2 separate regions of the Homo sapiens genome follow, and region 2 is linked to region 1. The links are chromatin contacts, found by Hi-C in ENCODE. All regions are on one chromosome and are shown on one strand. Each heading gives the region's core, a stretch centred on a gene start or an enhancer-like site at or near the end of the contact. The rest is flanking DNA. Distances are from core to core; before and after follow the strand shown.

Region 1 (7,267 bases), core at 2,429-4,928:
GGTACCCCTCGCAGGGGCCCCCATGATACTCCTCACAGGGGTCCACACAGTACCCCTCGCAGGGGCCCCCACGGTACCCCTCGCAGGGGTCCACATGGTACTCCTTGCAGGTACTCACCCATGCTTTCTGATAATATGCAGACTATATTGAAAAAAGGTTATCTTTCCAAAATACTGGCCTTTTTGAAACGTGAGGGAAGCACTGCACAGGGCTGAAGCATCCCTTAGTGGCTATTCAGGGAACCATTATCCTGAAGATCTAAACACGGTATGATTCTCTCAGAACGATGTCGGGCTGGCTAGCTTCACACGTCCTCTCCACACCTACCCACCCGGGCCCCTGAAGCTCCCTCTACCCAAGGACAAAAGAACCCTCCCAGGACCCCATTAGCGGCCCCTCTGCTCCTTCACGGCCCATGGGATCTTGCCGTCTCCCCTTATCACTAGGGGGAGGCAACGGCTAGACCACAGTCAGGGTCTCCCGAGCCAGAGTCCTGCCCCCGGACCCTGGGGAGCATCTCTTTCTGCTGGAAAGCTGAGCGAGCGCCCTGCTTAACCTCCTGCCTCTCTGGCACCACAGGTGTAACAGAAAGAGGACATGATAAATACTGTGTCAAGACATCCTGCAAAAGCAGGGCTCCTCTAGGTGCTAGTAACTGGGTAAAGGCCCACTATGGGTTAATTCAGAGGGGCTGGGGTGGGTCATGCTCAGCGAAGCAGGCTGGTGCCAAGGCGGGCCCTGCCTTGCGTGTGCCAGGCAACACTTTACAGAGTGCTGCGCTGAGCCGGTAAACTCCAGGGCAAGTCCAGTCCTCCTGTGCCCAGGACCCTCCGGCGGCCTCCAGCTCCTGCCTCCCTCCATCCTCGGCCCCTGGGGCTCCCTCCTCTCCACCTCCAGACCCCACACCTCTCTTTCCGTGCCCTGCCCTCCCAGCCCAACCCCTACTCCCATTCCTCCTCCGAGAGATGTCACGTCCTCACCCCAACACCCAGCCCTGGTGAGGCCCATTTACAAACTCTCCCAGCACCTGACGCTTAAGATCACAGACCCACCGGGCCGTCACCACACAGCTCAGCTGTCCTTATGTGCTGCCATGTCTACCGTGCTGCCCTGGAAGACCCCAGTGGCAGGAACCACCTGGTTGTCCCCTGCATCATGGCCATCCTGAACGCCACAGTTGGTAGCGCTGGTTGATTAAGTCACATGTACTCCAAGCAACACCTGAGACCCCCGTCGCTGACAACACCTTCTTAAGAGACCCTGGCAGCTCCGAGCCAGACCTCATGTTACTATGCGTTTACCGGTCAACGGGGGTGCCCCTGAAATACCTGCTCGTCTACATGATGGAAACAGCCCAGGAGGCACTGGGCAAGAGGAGATTCTAACGACACCTCAGCACTTGCCAGCACAGGCCCTGCGTGTGAGAACATCTCCTGCCGCTCCCACTTCCTCATCGCGGGTGTAACAGCGCTGCACGCCGGTGCCCCTCAGAACAGGAAGGGCCTGCCTCCCACTGCTCCCTGCCTGCTCAGCACCTGATGCATTCAAAATCAGTCCTACACCCCAGTGGGGTTCCAGATGAGGAACAAGTTCCCAGGAGGCAGAGGATGTCTCCCAGACCACACAGCAAGGAAGGGGCCATCCTGCCTGGCCACCATGCCCCCCTGCTCTCCAGGAGGACACAACAGCAGGGTGCTGGTTCCCTTGTTGCTCTGAGTCTCCTGTTAGGCAGAAAGGAGCACTTGGCTGCCACGGCAACTTGCGGGGACTCACTGTGGTGGAGTAAAGATGAAGAGGTAGAGACGCTGCCATCAGAGGCCGTCCAGGACCTCTGCCGACCCGTAGGCTCCACACCTGAGTCTCATAAGTGTCAGGAGGTTTCCTTCAAAGTCCTCAGAAAAAGCAGCTATGCCCAAAACCTGGGGCTTCATTCTAAACTCAGAAAAAATGTTCTACCTGAAGAATTATCTCCTCGGGAGAAACACCAGGACTTGTGGATACAGTGTTAAGGGTGGGGAGCCCTGGTGACCCCTCCACCACGTCCAGTACTGGGCTGCGCGAGGGCAGGGACCTTGGAGCATCGTGAAAAAGGACTTTTTCCACCCACGGCATGTTCAGAGCCACTGTTGATAAAAACTGTACCGCTCACGACAGCCTGCCCCAGCCCAGCCTCAGTGAGTGACACGGTTTGAATCTGTGTCCCCGCCAAATCTCACGCTGAATTATGATCCCCAATGTTGGAGGTGGGGCCTGGCAGGGTGGGTGTGTGGGTCACAGGGACAGATCCCTCGTGGCTTGGTGCTGTCCCGGTGATAGTGAGTTCTCACAAGATCTGGTCATTACAGTGTGTGGCACCTCCCCACCCCCAACTCTCTTGCTGCTTTCGCCATGTGACGTGTAAGCTCCCACTTGGCCTTCCGCCATGACTGGGAGCTTCCAGAGGCCTCCCCAGGAGCAGATGCCGGCACCATGCTACCTGTACAGCCTGCAGAACCGGGAGCCAATTAAATCTCTTTTCTTACAAATTACCCAGTCTCGGTATTCCTTTACAGCAATGCAAGAAGGCCCTAACAGTGAGCCAGGAGGCCACTCACGCCAGGAGCCCATCATCTCTGAGTCAGTCTACACCAGCTCTCCTGCAATATTAATGCTATAGAAGAAACTGCCAGGCAACTCTCAGGAGAGAATTCAGAGCAGGAAAGGTTCTCTGAAGTTCCTGGCGCCTATCCTCTCATTTGCAAATGAAGAAACTGAGGTTTTGCACGGTGGCCACTAACCGGGGACACAATTGGGCCCAAGAAGTGGTCACCACTGCCCTCACTCTGTGTAAATGAGAAAGAGGAAACAGCCATCATCTATGGGACCAACTAGAGTGCAGGCCCGCCTCCACCTGGGGGGCCATCAGGGTGCGGGACCCGCCTCCACCTGGGGGGGCCATCAGGGTGCGGGGCCCGCCTCCATCTAGGGTGCCATCAGGGTGCGGGACCCGCCTCCACCTGGGGGGCCATCAGGGAGCAGGGCCCGCATCCATCTAGGGGACCATTAGGGTTCAGGGCCCGCCTCCACCTGGGGGACCATTAGGGTGCGGGGCCCTCCTCCATTCGGGAGTCAGAGCTCGGGGCCGCCTCCATCTGGGCACCGGGCCCTCCTCCATCTGGAGACCATTGGGGAGCGGGGCCTGCCTCCCTCTGGGGCACCATGGGGCACGGGGCCCGCCTCCATCTGGGGCTCACAACGGGCGCAGGCCCCCTCCCCCGGGGCTGCCTCCCCAAAGCTCTGCCCCGGCACGGCGGTGAGCTCAAGCCTCCTGCAGCGTGGGCGCGTCCGTCCGGCCCGCCCCGCCCCGAGGTGTGGACGCCGCCGCTCCCCTCCGGCCGGCCAGGCGCCCCGCGTGCCCCGGGAGAGCCGCGGAGTCGGCCCGCCAGCCGCAGCTGAGCAGTAGCCCTGACCCAAGGCCCCGCCCGCAACCGCAGGTCACCGCCCCCGCCCGACCCTCGCCCGGCTGCCTCACCGGCCCGCGCTGAGTGCTGACGGTGGTCGCCATGGTGCTGCGGCGGCCCCCGTGGCTCGCCGACCCGACAGTGACGCGCCGGGCGACCTCCTGCGCCCCCGCCGGAGCCTGCGACGGAGACAGTTGTCACCTCGAGGCCGCCGCCGCCACAGTCAGCTGACAGCCGCCGCGCCCCGCCCCCGGCACCGCCCCACTGCGCAGGCGCCGCGCCAGGCACCGCCCCTTCCGGCTCTCGCGCGCACGCGCGCTCCAGGGTAGGGCAGGCGCAGCCTCTCGCCCGGCGCCTGCGCACCTGCTCTCTCCTCGAGCCCTGCAGCCCGGCGAAATGGCTCCCGGCGGGGCCGTTTGCGCATGCCCAGTCATGACGGTTGTCGGCGCGGGCCCTAGCGTGGCGGCGCTGCAGTCTGGGCAGTGGGTTGGTTCCTCCTCGGTCCTCTGTCGAGTGGCGACAGGGCCTAGCCACCTGGCGGGGGTGACCTTCGGACGTGCGACCCGCTCGGAGAAGGGAGGGAACTGTGGCCCGCAACAAAGCAGTGACAGGCCCGACATCCCCTGCAGGGCGATCTTTCCCTCAGCTGCCTGCCGGAGGAAGGGCCTTTCTGTTTCACAGGGCTAAAGATGGGGCGCGGTTCCTCCACGGGGCGGCTGCCGGGTGAACGGAACGGGGATGGAGGCGCTGCCAGAAGAGCCCGAGCTCGAGCCCGCCCTGCCCTCGGCCTCCCCGCCGCGCCGCTCCGCAGGAGCCCCGCTCCTCTCCTGCTCGCTCCGGAGAACCCCAGTCCGGCCTGACCTCGGCCCTCGCGGTCAGGCGCTCCAACCAGAGCGACTCCAGCTCGAACAGCGCTGGGTAAACTGAGGCTGAACCCCGCTGGCTGCATCCCCAGGAGTCGGGCGTTTACGGTCACGGGAACAGGTTAATAAACTTTTACGCAGCAGACCCGGAACTTAGGTCCCGATGTCCGGGTATCTTAAGAACAAGAAGCATTCTTAGTTGAAGTTTCGCTTTAAAGATAATGATACAGATGCTTGCGGAGGACAGGCGTTATGCAAAGATTGGCAATCCTTTGACGAGCCCAGGTAGTACAGCACGTCTCCCCCGTGATGTTTTTTGGCTTTTATCTTACATATAAACAAGCGTACCCAGGTGGACGCCTTCCTCCTCGTGCTTTTGGGAACACCCTGCTCTATGGAGTAGCCATTCTTTTATTCCTTCACTGCCTTAATAAACTTGCTTTCACTTTACTCTGTGGACTGGCCTGGAATTCTTTCTTCCACAAGATCCACGAATCCTCTTTTGGGGTCTGGATCAGGACCCTTTTCCGGTAACACAACCACTCCACTAAAAACTCTTTGTCAGTGATCTCTATATTGTTAGTGGTCAGTTCTCAGTCCTCGTCCTCCGGGAACTACAGCAAAATCGATAGTCATTCTTGCTACACATGCTTTCTTCACTCCCCATCCAGGACACCATGTGCTCTCACTTTCCTCTTATCCCAAAGACCACATCTTTGGGTCTCGGTTACCAGTCTCTCCTTTTAAAACCGGCAGCCTGGCCGCTTGCCTGTTTTGATGGGGTGTAGAGAAAAAGAACGAAAGCCCCTTCCTCAAGTTGTAGCTTAACATCCAGCCAATCCACAGCACAAGACCCAAGAAGCTATTAACCACAAGTTCCTGCTTTGGGGGCCTAGGGACTTCCCCGGGCCCCACATGTGCAGTTAGACTTATACTTCAACTATTGTTACCCCTTCCTCATTTTCACGCTAAAAATCACACCTAGGGGTAGAGATTTAAAATGTGAATGTTGCATGCAATGCATGAAGAAGCATGCAAAGCTACTGAGAAGCACTAGACAAACCCCTCCTATCCATGCCTGGACCAATCCCTTCCCTGTGAAACTAACCCACGTGCCACCCCCTGGCGGCGGGGCCCCCCACCGTTTTCCTTTCATGGTGCTGACTTCCTTGTGCACAAGCTAAATAAAGATTTCTCTTTCTCCTCGCTGCTATGTCTGCTGATCTCTCTTTATTTCTATCCTGGGAGATTACAAGATGCCAGGGCACACTGGTAACACTTTGACTCCTTAACATCGGAGTGCCTTACCTCAGGGCTCAGTCCTTGCACATCTTTTCTATCTACATCCTCAGTGAGCTCATCCAGTTCCATTCCTTTAAATGCCATCCATATGCTGATGATCCTAAAATCTGTATCTCCCACCAGGACCTCCGCTAAACACTAGATTCAGCTCTTGCCTTAATATTATTCCCCTATGGGGTGGACAGGTTGTAAGGTAGACATATGATCCCTGCCTCCTGGTGTTCACATCCTTGAATAATCCTCTTGTCTTGAGGGTGGACAGAGCCTGTGGCTTGCTTTTAAACAACAGAATATGGCAGTGGTGATGGGATGTCCCTCCCATGATTACCTGATGTTATAAAAGACTCCATCTTGCTCTCAGACTTATTCTCAAGGGTCTCTCAGCTGCTGGCTTTGAAGAGGCGAGGTGCCATAATTCCTACAACTTCAAGGAAACAAATTCTGCCAGGAATCTGAGGGGGCTTTGATCCTTCCCCAGTCAAGCCTCCAGATGAGAATGCAACCCAGCTGACAACTTAATTATAGCCTCGTAAGACCCAAGAATAAGCCAGCTAAGCTGTGCCTGAACTCCTACCCCACAAAAACTCTGAGATAAGTGTGTGTTGTTTTAAGCCACTAAGCTTACAGCCACGTGATCTGACTTAAGCATTATTAGAATTCCAGAAGAAAAAAGGAGAATGAGGCAGAAAATCTGAAGAAATAATGGCCAATAATTCTCCAAGTTAATGGTAGGCACCAAACAAAATATTTAGGAAGCAATGGATTCCAAACAAATAAACAAAACACTTAGTCAGGTCATATTCACACTGCTGATAACAGAAAGCAAGGAGAAACTCTTAAAAGCAGACAGAGGAAAATGACACATTACATCCAGAAGAATGAAGATTAGAATAGCAGACTTCTCATTGGAAAGAAGGTAAGTCATGTGAATGGAGTGACATCTTTAAAGTGCTAACAGAAAAAAAATTATATGTCAATTGAAATTTCTTGCAAAATGATATGGCGATGTATTTCAGAACAGTGGTTATCTATGTGTGTTGGAAGTGAGGGACTGGAGATTGACTAGACAGGACCATGAGGGAACTTTCTGGGGTGGTAGAAAGATTATATACCTTGATTGGGATGGAGTGGTTATACCAATGTGTAAATTTATCAAAACTCACATGATTGTAAACTTATGATTTGTGCATTCTGATGTATGTATGTAAGTTTTATCTCAATAAAAGGTTAATGACAAAAAGAAAACACTTTCAATATATATGACAGAGTTAGTCTAAATGTATTAAGAGTGCCTACAAATTTCTAAAAAGAAGACATACAGGCTGGGCGTGGTGGCTCATGCCTGTAATCCCAACACTTTGGGAGGCCAAGGTAGGTGGATCACTTGAGGTCATGAGTTCAAGACCAGCCTGGCCAACATGGTGAAACCCTGTCTCTTCTAAAAATACAAAAAAAAAAAAAAAAAAATAGCCTGGCGTGGTGGCACATGCCTGTAATCCCAGCTACTTGGGAGGCTAAGGAAGGAGAATTGCTTGAACCTGGCAGGCAGAGGTTGCAGTGAGCTGAGATCATGCCACTGCACTCCAGCCTGGGCGACAGAGCAAGACTCTTTCTCAAAAAAAAAAAAAAATGTCTATTCATGTCCTTTGCCCACTTTTAAG
Region 2 (7,267 bases), core at 2,642-5,141, 1.7 Mb after region 1:
CCTGTAAGCATTTAAACCTCTCCCGGCTGCCCTGTTTCTCTTCCTGCGTTCCCTTGAGGCTCTCCCAGGTCCACTCCAGGCATGGCCCTGGTGTGCCTTCAGCAGCAGAACCTGGGGGATCCAGAGAAGTCACATTCTTGGGCTCACCAGAGACCTGCCAAATCAGAATCTCTGGGGTGGGCCCAGCAAGTGAGGTTTAAACCAGCTTCCCCATGGGTGGAAAGCTTGCTAAAATGCAGACCCCTTTACAGCAGGTCTGAGCTCCTAATAAGTGCCCCGGTTTGGTGGGGGTCTGCACCCCTCACTCACCCTGACCCTTTGCCCTCTGACCCTGCTACTTCAAAGGTCCCACCAGGGTCCTCATCTTGTGGGTGTCCAGGCAACATCTCACCCTGCAGGTTACTCCCTTTCTGCAAATGTTCCCCTGGTCCCACCCTCTACAGCTGCTCCTCTTGGGTCCTTCCCAGTGATCCACTCCCTGCCCAAGAAGTGTTCAGAAAGGGGACCGGAAAAAGCCCCCAGACATGAATCGTGGGGAGGAGAGAGGGGCATGCACCCCTGCTCTCACCAACTAGGAGCCAACACTGCCCACTCCCAGAGACCAGCGCCTCCTCCCACAGGTGAGGGCTTCCCCTCCCACTCCCCGTCCTGATCACCAGCCCCGGAGGTCCAGCTGCAACTCGTTCACAAAGGTGGCCCCCAGGCATCCTCTCTCACCCCCAAGAACAGCATCTCCATCTTCCTCCTTACTGGGAGGGAGGTTATTCATTATTAGGGGCATCCAACATCCCTCACAATGAGCCTGTGGGGTGATCAGACAGCAATATTGCCACCCAGAGCACCCACACTGGAAATGGCTTAATCTCCACCCCAAGGGTACTGCCTAAGGCTCTTCAAATACCCGGAAACATGGTACCTGAGTTCATAGAGGAGCAAACATTTCATGTGGCTCTGGGGAAAACATCGAAGGGCATCAGCTTTATTCTCGTCTGCCTTAACTCACTGGGTTGAGCTATTGTGAGTCTGAAGAGAATCATCAAAGGCAGCACAGCACAGCAGTTAAGGTCCCTATTGAGTCAGGCTGCCCAGGTTGGGAGCCTGGCTGTGCCTCTGGCTAGTCGTGATGGTGGACAGATTGCTTGACTTCTCTGAACCTCAGGATTCTCATCTGTACAAGATGCCGGCAGGATCTTCCTCAAAGGGGTTCCCCCAAGGGTGGCAGGAGATAACAGATGCAAAGCATTTAGAGCAGTGCCTGGCACAGACTCATGCTGAAAAAATGCTGGCTGTGTTATTATGAAGACCCTTGAATTAAACTGTATAAAAATTAAACTATAAGTCTGACCTGATGAGCAGCCGACCAAGTGGTATCCCAAGTCTGTGCGGAAAGGCCCTGAGGTAGGCTCCATCTACCCCAGAAACCTCAGAAATGAAACTCATCCTTCTGAAATAATCAGGCTCTTGGACAGGCACCAAGCCTATGCACCTTCAAGACCGCAAAGGAAAAGCTGTACACCCAGTGAGATCAGGAAAGAGAAATAGACCTTCTGAGTCAACTTAGGGAAGATGGTACAAAAATGATGGCCTCCTTGAAAAATCTGGGAAGATGGTCACTGAAAGCATTTACGATTGGATTTTTTTTTTTTTGAGACGGAGTCTCGCTCTGTCGCCCAGGCTGGAGTGCAGTGGCGCAATCTCGACTCACTGCAAGCTCCGCCTCCTGGGTTCACATCATTCTCCGGCCTCAGCCTCCGAGTAGTCAGGCGCCCGCCACCGCGCCCGGCTAATTTTTTTTTTATTTTTAGTAGAGACAGGGTTTCACCATGGTCTCGATCTCCTGACCTCGTGATCTGCCTGCCTCGGCCTCCCAAAGTGCTGGGATTACAGGTGTGAGCCACTGCGCCTGGCCTACGATTGGATTTTATTTCCTGTTCTCATCTTTGAGAGTGTGTGTGTGATGGGAGGAGGCGATAGTAAAGGCAGGTGGGCCATGCCCTGGGGCAGAAGAACACTGGCTGGAGATGCTGTGCGCAGGCTGAGGACTGGGCAATCTGCCTGCTGCCCTGACAGCCCGGAGAGGGCAATCCCAACCTATATGGCAAGCTCCAAAAAGAAGGCAATTCTTACAAGGCTCTGAAAACCTAAAATTCTAAAGCTATTTTTAAAAACAAGATACAAAACACTACTAATACGTCATTTACGTTCACAAATGAACAAAAACACATTTTTAGTTTGAAAACAAACAGGCCCTAACTTTCAGCACAGACACAGCACTTAATTGAGTGCCAGGCACTGTTCTACGTCCTTCCCATCTATTAATTCATTTACACTCCATGCTCCAAGGTAGGAGCCATTACGCATGGTTTGCTGTGGGGCGGGAGGCAGAGTTGGAACCCTGGCCCTTCCAGGGTGGTTCCAGAGTTGGGGCTGTTAACTATGATGCTGTTTTACAGGAATCTGGGTGACTTCTGAGGGCCGCTTGGCTCTGGGACGGGTGGAGATGGTGCTGGAATCCAGGCACACAGGTAGGGTGGTAGGCGGCGTGCCTGGAAGGTGACCACCTCCTGCCACTTGGCACAAGAGTGTAGCCCTGTCATCTGGGTGTCCCCATGCCGCCAGATTACTCGGGTTGTCATAACTACCTATCTATAACCCAATAAACCCTCAGGGGCAAAGGGCACCACCAGATGCTAAGGAAATCTTGGTACGATCTAAACTGAGGGTGGGGGCTGGAGGTGTCTTACAAGAACTTGCATCTAATTTTTGCCAGCCAAAAGAATTAAAAACTAGATACTGAGAATGTTTCCTTTGGAAAGGCTGCTCCAGACTGTTAGGAATCTGGGCTTTCTGATTCAGTCTCTTGCCTTTCCAGCACCTAAAATCTTGCTGGAGGGACAGTGAGAGAAGAACCCACTGGTCTCTCAAGGTCTACCCGCTGGTGACATGAGTGACTGGGGGAGCTGACACAGCTGTGTCCCTGGGGAACCTCCCGGGTTGGCAATAAAATGGGGCAGTAATGCTCTGACAATCAGCTTGCAGTGGACTGCCTGCGGAACTGGAGATGAAAGCCTTCGTAAAGCCCCAAGCCCTTTTACTGTGTGTACGCGTACCCCTGGCGTCCTCTGCCCCATTTCCCTAAATACCAACCTCAGGTGCCCTCCGCCCACCTCCCGGAAGCTGCCAGGTCTGGGCAGAAAACCAAAACAACCCTTGGGCCTTTGTCTCCCCCCTAAAGGCCAGCTGGGGCAAGAGGGAGCGAGGGCCCGCCCAGGCACCGGCTGGGGAAAGGCTGTTTGATGTAGGGCCACCTCCCGGGGTGAGGATGCAAGGGGACCTCGGCAGGAACCAAGTGAGGAAACTGAGGCTGGGTGGTCTGGGCAGCGCCCCGCTCGGGCTCGGGTCCCCGCGGGGTCTGTGCTCCAGCCACGGGTCTGGCAGACCCTCACGCAGGAGTCCCAGGGGTCCCAGTGGCCGTCCCTCGGAGCCGGGCACCCGTTGTCCTTCGGATCCTAGGACGTGCCACCCCTCGAACCTCAGGACCCGCCGTCCCTCAGACCCCGGGCACTGACACCCCTCAGACCCCGAGCACCCCCGCCCCTCGGACCCAAGGACGTGCCGTCCCTCAGACCCCGCGCACTGACACCCCTCAGACCTCGGGCACTGCCGCCCCTCAGACCACGGACACAGCTGCCCCTCAGAACCCATGCACCCGGGCCCCTCAGACATAAGGACTCGCTGCCCTTCGAGCCGAGCACCCAGCGCCCAGTCAGGCCCCCAGCCGCCCTCAGCCTGGCCCGGCCGCGCCGCTCACCCTGCTGCCCGGAGGAATCTGCCATGGCTGGGAATCCCGGACCCGCAGCTGCGGCTACAGACACTTCCTAGAATCTGATGCAACCGCCGCCCCGGAAGTCGCGCCCCACGCCGGGCCCGTCTTCCGGGACACGCCCGGTCGCTAGGCAACTACCAGGGGCTCCGGATGTCGCCGGCCCGGAGCATGCTGGGAGCTGTAGTTCAACCCAATGGCGACCCGCGCTCCGGAGCATCGCGCGGCCAAGCGTTCAGTGGCCGTGCTGGGAGTAGTCAGCCCAGCCGCGGGGAGACAAGCACTAAAGACTGAGCGTCCTGTAATAGGTGTTTAAGTCATGATTGCGCTAAGCGCCGTGGGGACCAGGCCCAGCCTGGAGGTCAGAGGCGGCCTCGGGACAGGGTGTGCTGGCGAGACGGGATGGTTCCCAGGAGGCCGACCTGGAGCAGGGCCTGGGGATGGGCGGGAAGAGCGCTCCAGGCCTAGGGACCGCCCTGCCAATGACCCTGCGGAAAGCAAGCCACTATGAAGTGTTGCGTGAACAGGCTTCTCCATCTCCTTCTCAGACCCCATTCTGGAGCCATCCCCAACCCCCTTAGGGCTCCTGCCTTCTGTGTGCATGATGTCACCTCCCAAGGATATCCCACCCAAGGTTCGTGCACCCATCCAAAATGAGAGGAAATGCTATTTAAGAAACAGAATTTTAATATGTCAAGAAAAATTATTAGCCAGGATTAGTGGCTCATGCCTGTAATCCCAGCACCTTGAAAGGACAAGGCAGGAGGATCATTTGAGTCCAGGAGTTTGAAGCTGCAGTGAGCTACGACTGTGCCACTGCATTCCAGCCTAGGCGACAGAGTGAGACCCTTTCTCAAAAAATAAAAAGTAAAAAATCTTCTAGTTACTTTTTGGAACCTCATGTCTAATTTCATAATAAATTCTAAGGCCGGGCACGGTGGCTCACACCTGTAATCCCAGCACTTTGGGAGGCCGAGGTGGGCGGATTATGAGGGCAAGAGATCGAGACCATCCTGGCCAACATGGTGAAACCCTGTCTCTGCTAAAAATGCAAAAATTAGCTGGACATGGTGGCGCTTGCCTGTAGTCCCAGCTACTCAGGAGGCTGAGGCAGGAGAATCGCTTGAACCAGGGAGGTGGAGGTTGCAATGAGCCGAGATTGCGCCATTGCACTCCAGCCTGGCAACAGAGTGAGACTCCGTCTCAAATAAATAAATAAATAAATAAATAAATAAAATAATAAATAAATAAATTCTAAATTCTACTGGTGGCTGGAAAAAAAAAAGAAGAAAGAGTTTGTTTACATTTCTGCAAAGATCCTGTAGCATGTGCTGTAACTTGCCCAGGATGTGGGAGGCTCTGTGAGACCCCAACTAATCCCAAAGGAGGGACCAAGTCCAGGACTTAGGGGACGAAGTTCTGGCCAGGTCCTACCATGACTCTCACAGTGCCTGTTTCTCACTCATCACTCTAGGACCATGAGTCACCCAAGCCCAGCTCGGCCACATGCCTTCCTGGGAGAAGGAACCGGAGGCGCCCAGGAGAGTCAGAAGCCTCTTAGAGATAAACATTCGGCTAAGGCTTGCCCTGCCCTTCCTTTCTTGCACTAAGAAAGCCTCCTGACATCAGGTCAGGCAAGCCAGAGTTTGGCTGTAAGACCTGGGGTGAGTTTAACTTCTCTGAGCTTCCAGATGTCTTGTTTTTAAATCTGCAAAGTGGGGCCGGGCACTGTGGCTCACGCCTGTAATCCCAGCACTTTGGGAGACCAAGGCGGCCAGGTCATTTGAGGTCAGGAGTGCAAAACCAGCCTGGCCAACATAGTGAAACTTCATCTCTACTGGGAAAAAAAAAAAGGGTCTGCAGAGCGGAACTGGGAAATGATCACCTGCTCAGGTGGCCGAGCTGTGTCTAAGAGTGCTGCAGTGTCTAGCAGCAGTGGGTCCCGCCTCCCCAGTCCTGCTGCGTCCCAGCCCTACCACCAGGGCAAGGACACTCTCTGAACCTCAGCATCCCCCTGGTGTTGTAGTTCTTTGGGACAGCACATTGGGTTACAGGTTGTTATGGGTTGCATTGTGTCTCTCCCAAAAGATGTGGAAATCCTATAACCACCAGGACCTGTGAATGTGACCTTATTTGGAAATAGGGTCTTTGCAGATGATAAAGTCATAAGATGAGGTCATTAGGGGGGACGTTAATCCAGTATAACTGATATCCTTGTAAAAAGGGAAAATTTCAGCTGGGCATGGTGGCTCACACCTGTAATCCCAGCTCTCTGGGAGGCTGAAGAGGGAGGATGGCTTGAGCCCCAGAGTTTCAGGTTGCAGTGAGCTATGATTGTGCCACTGCATGCCAGCCTGGGTGCAGAGTGAGACCCTGTCTCTAAAATAAATAAATGAATAAATAAATACACATATATAAATTAATTTAAAAAAATTTTTTGAGACGGAGTTTCACTCTTGTTGCCCAGGCTAGAATGCAATGGTGCCATCTTGGCTCACCGCAACCTCAGTGTCCCAGGTTCAAGAGATTCTCCTGCCTCAGCCTCCCGAATAGGTGGGATTACAGGCATGTGCCACCATGCCCGGCTAATTTTGTATTTTTAGTAGAGACGGGTTTCTCCATGTTGGCCAGGCTGGTCTCGAATTCCCGACCTCAGATGATCCGCCCGCCTCGGCCTCCCAAAGTGCTGGGATTACAGGCGTGAGCCACCATGCCCAGCCAATTAATTAAAATGTTTAAGTGGAGGAAATTTGGACACTGACAAGCAGGGAGGGTGCCATGTTAAGATAAAGGCAGAAACTGGGGCGATGCTTCACAAGCCAAAGGGCACCAAACATTGTCAGCAAATCACCAGAAGTCAGGGGACAGCCTGGGACAGATTCTCCCTCACAGCCCCAGAAGGAGCCCACCCTGCTGATGCCCTGACCTGAGACTTCCAGCCTCCAGAACTGTGAGACAATAAATCCTTGTTGAAGCCCCCAAGCCTGGCAGCCCCAGCAAACTGATAATGAGGATTTCACAAGAGCACGTAGGGTAAGGACATCACACAGAACCCTGCCTACTAAATATTCCGCAAGTGCAGACCCATCCTGGAAGCTTCACTGGCCTGTTCTGGATGGCTGAGGGGCTGATGCCTTGGTCTGGCCCTGGGCCATGGGCAGCAGGTGAGTGAACAGCACCTTCCCCGGGCAGCTGGACTTTCCTCGGCCACCAGTGGCCACCGTGCAGGGCTCTCCCTTGAGTCTCCTAAGGGCCAAGGCCAAGTTCTCCAAGAACGCTGCTCTTTCCATGCCAGAGGATGGACAGTCCCCCTCAGTGTCCATGGGCAGCAGGGTGTCGCTGGGCCCACTGCTTTGAGGTGACTAAAGCAGAGTGATTTCTTTGCTGGCACAGCCAGCAGCTCAGGCCCTACCCAAACCACTTTTAGGGAAAGAAATGTCACAT

The links. Hi-C counts contacts between places; a loop is a spot of excess contacts on that map. Pooled maps may share reads with other maps.
Region 2: a loop to region 1 is called in a map of naive thymus-derived CD4-positive, alpha-beta T cell, with 29 times the contacts of the local background. The contact joins the promoter of CARS1 here to the promoter of TOLLIP in region 1. A Hi-C loop is called at or near these places in 1 of 168 maps with a recorded cell type or tissue (naive thymus-derived CD4-positive, alpha-beta T cell), 1 of 37 single-sample maps with no recorded cell type and 7 of 50 pooled maps.

What each region holds. Positions count from the first base shown.
Region 1 is chr11:1,305,954-1,313,220 of GRCh38, forward strand. It overlaps TOLLIP (toll interacting protein), which reads right to left and starts at 3,679. Exons shown (of 6, transcript NM_019009.4): 1 at 3,513-3,679. The coding sequence starts at 3,545. It overlaps TOLLIP-DT (TOLLIP divergent transcript), which reads left to right and starts at 3,755. Exons shown (of 1, transcript NR_029409.1): 1 at 3,755-4,754. RefSeq lists silencers at 3,135-3,844, 5,370-5,499 and an enhancer at 4,075-4,836.
Region 2 is chr11:3,053,532-3,060,798 of GRCh38, forward strand. CARS1 (cysteinyl-tRNA synthetase 1) reads right to left here and starts at 3,892. Exons shown (of 23, transcript NM_001014437.3): 1 at 3,812-3,892. The coding sequence starts at 3,836. It overlaps LOC124902615 (a long non-coding RNA gene), which reads left to right and starts at 5,093. Exons shown (of 2, transcript XR_007062555.1): 1 at 5,093-5,487. RefSeq lists an enhancer at 3,546-4,078.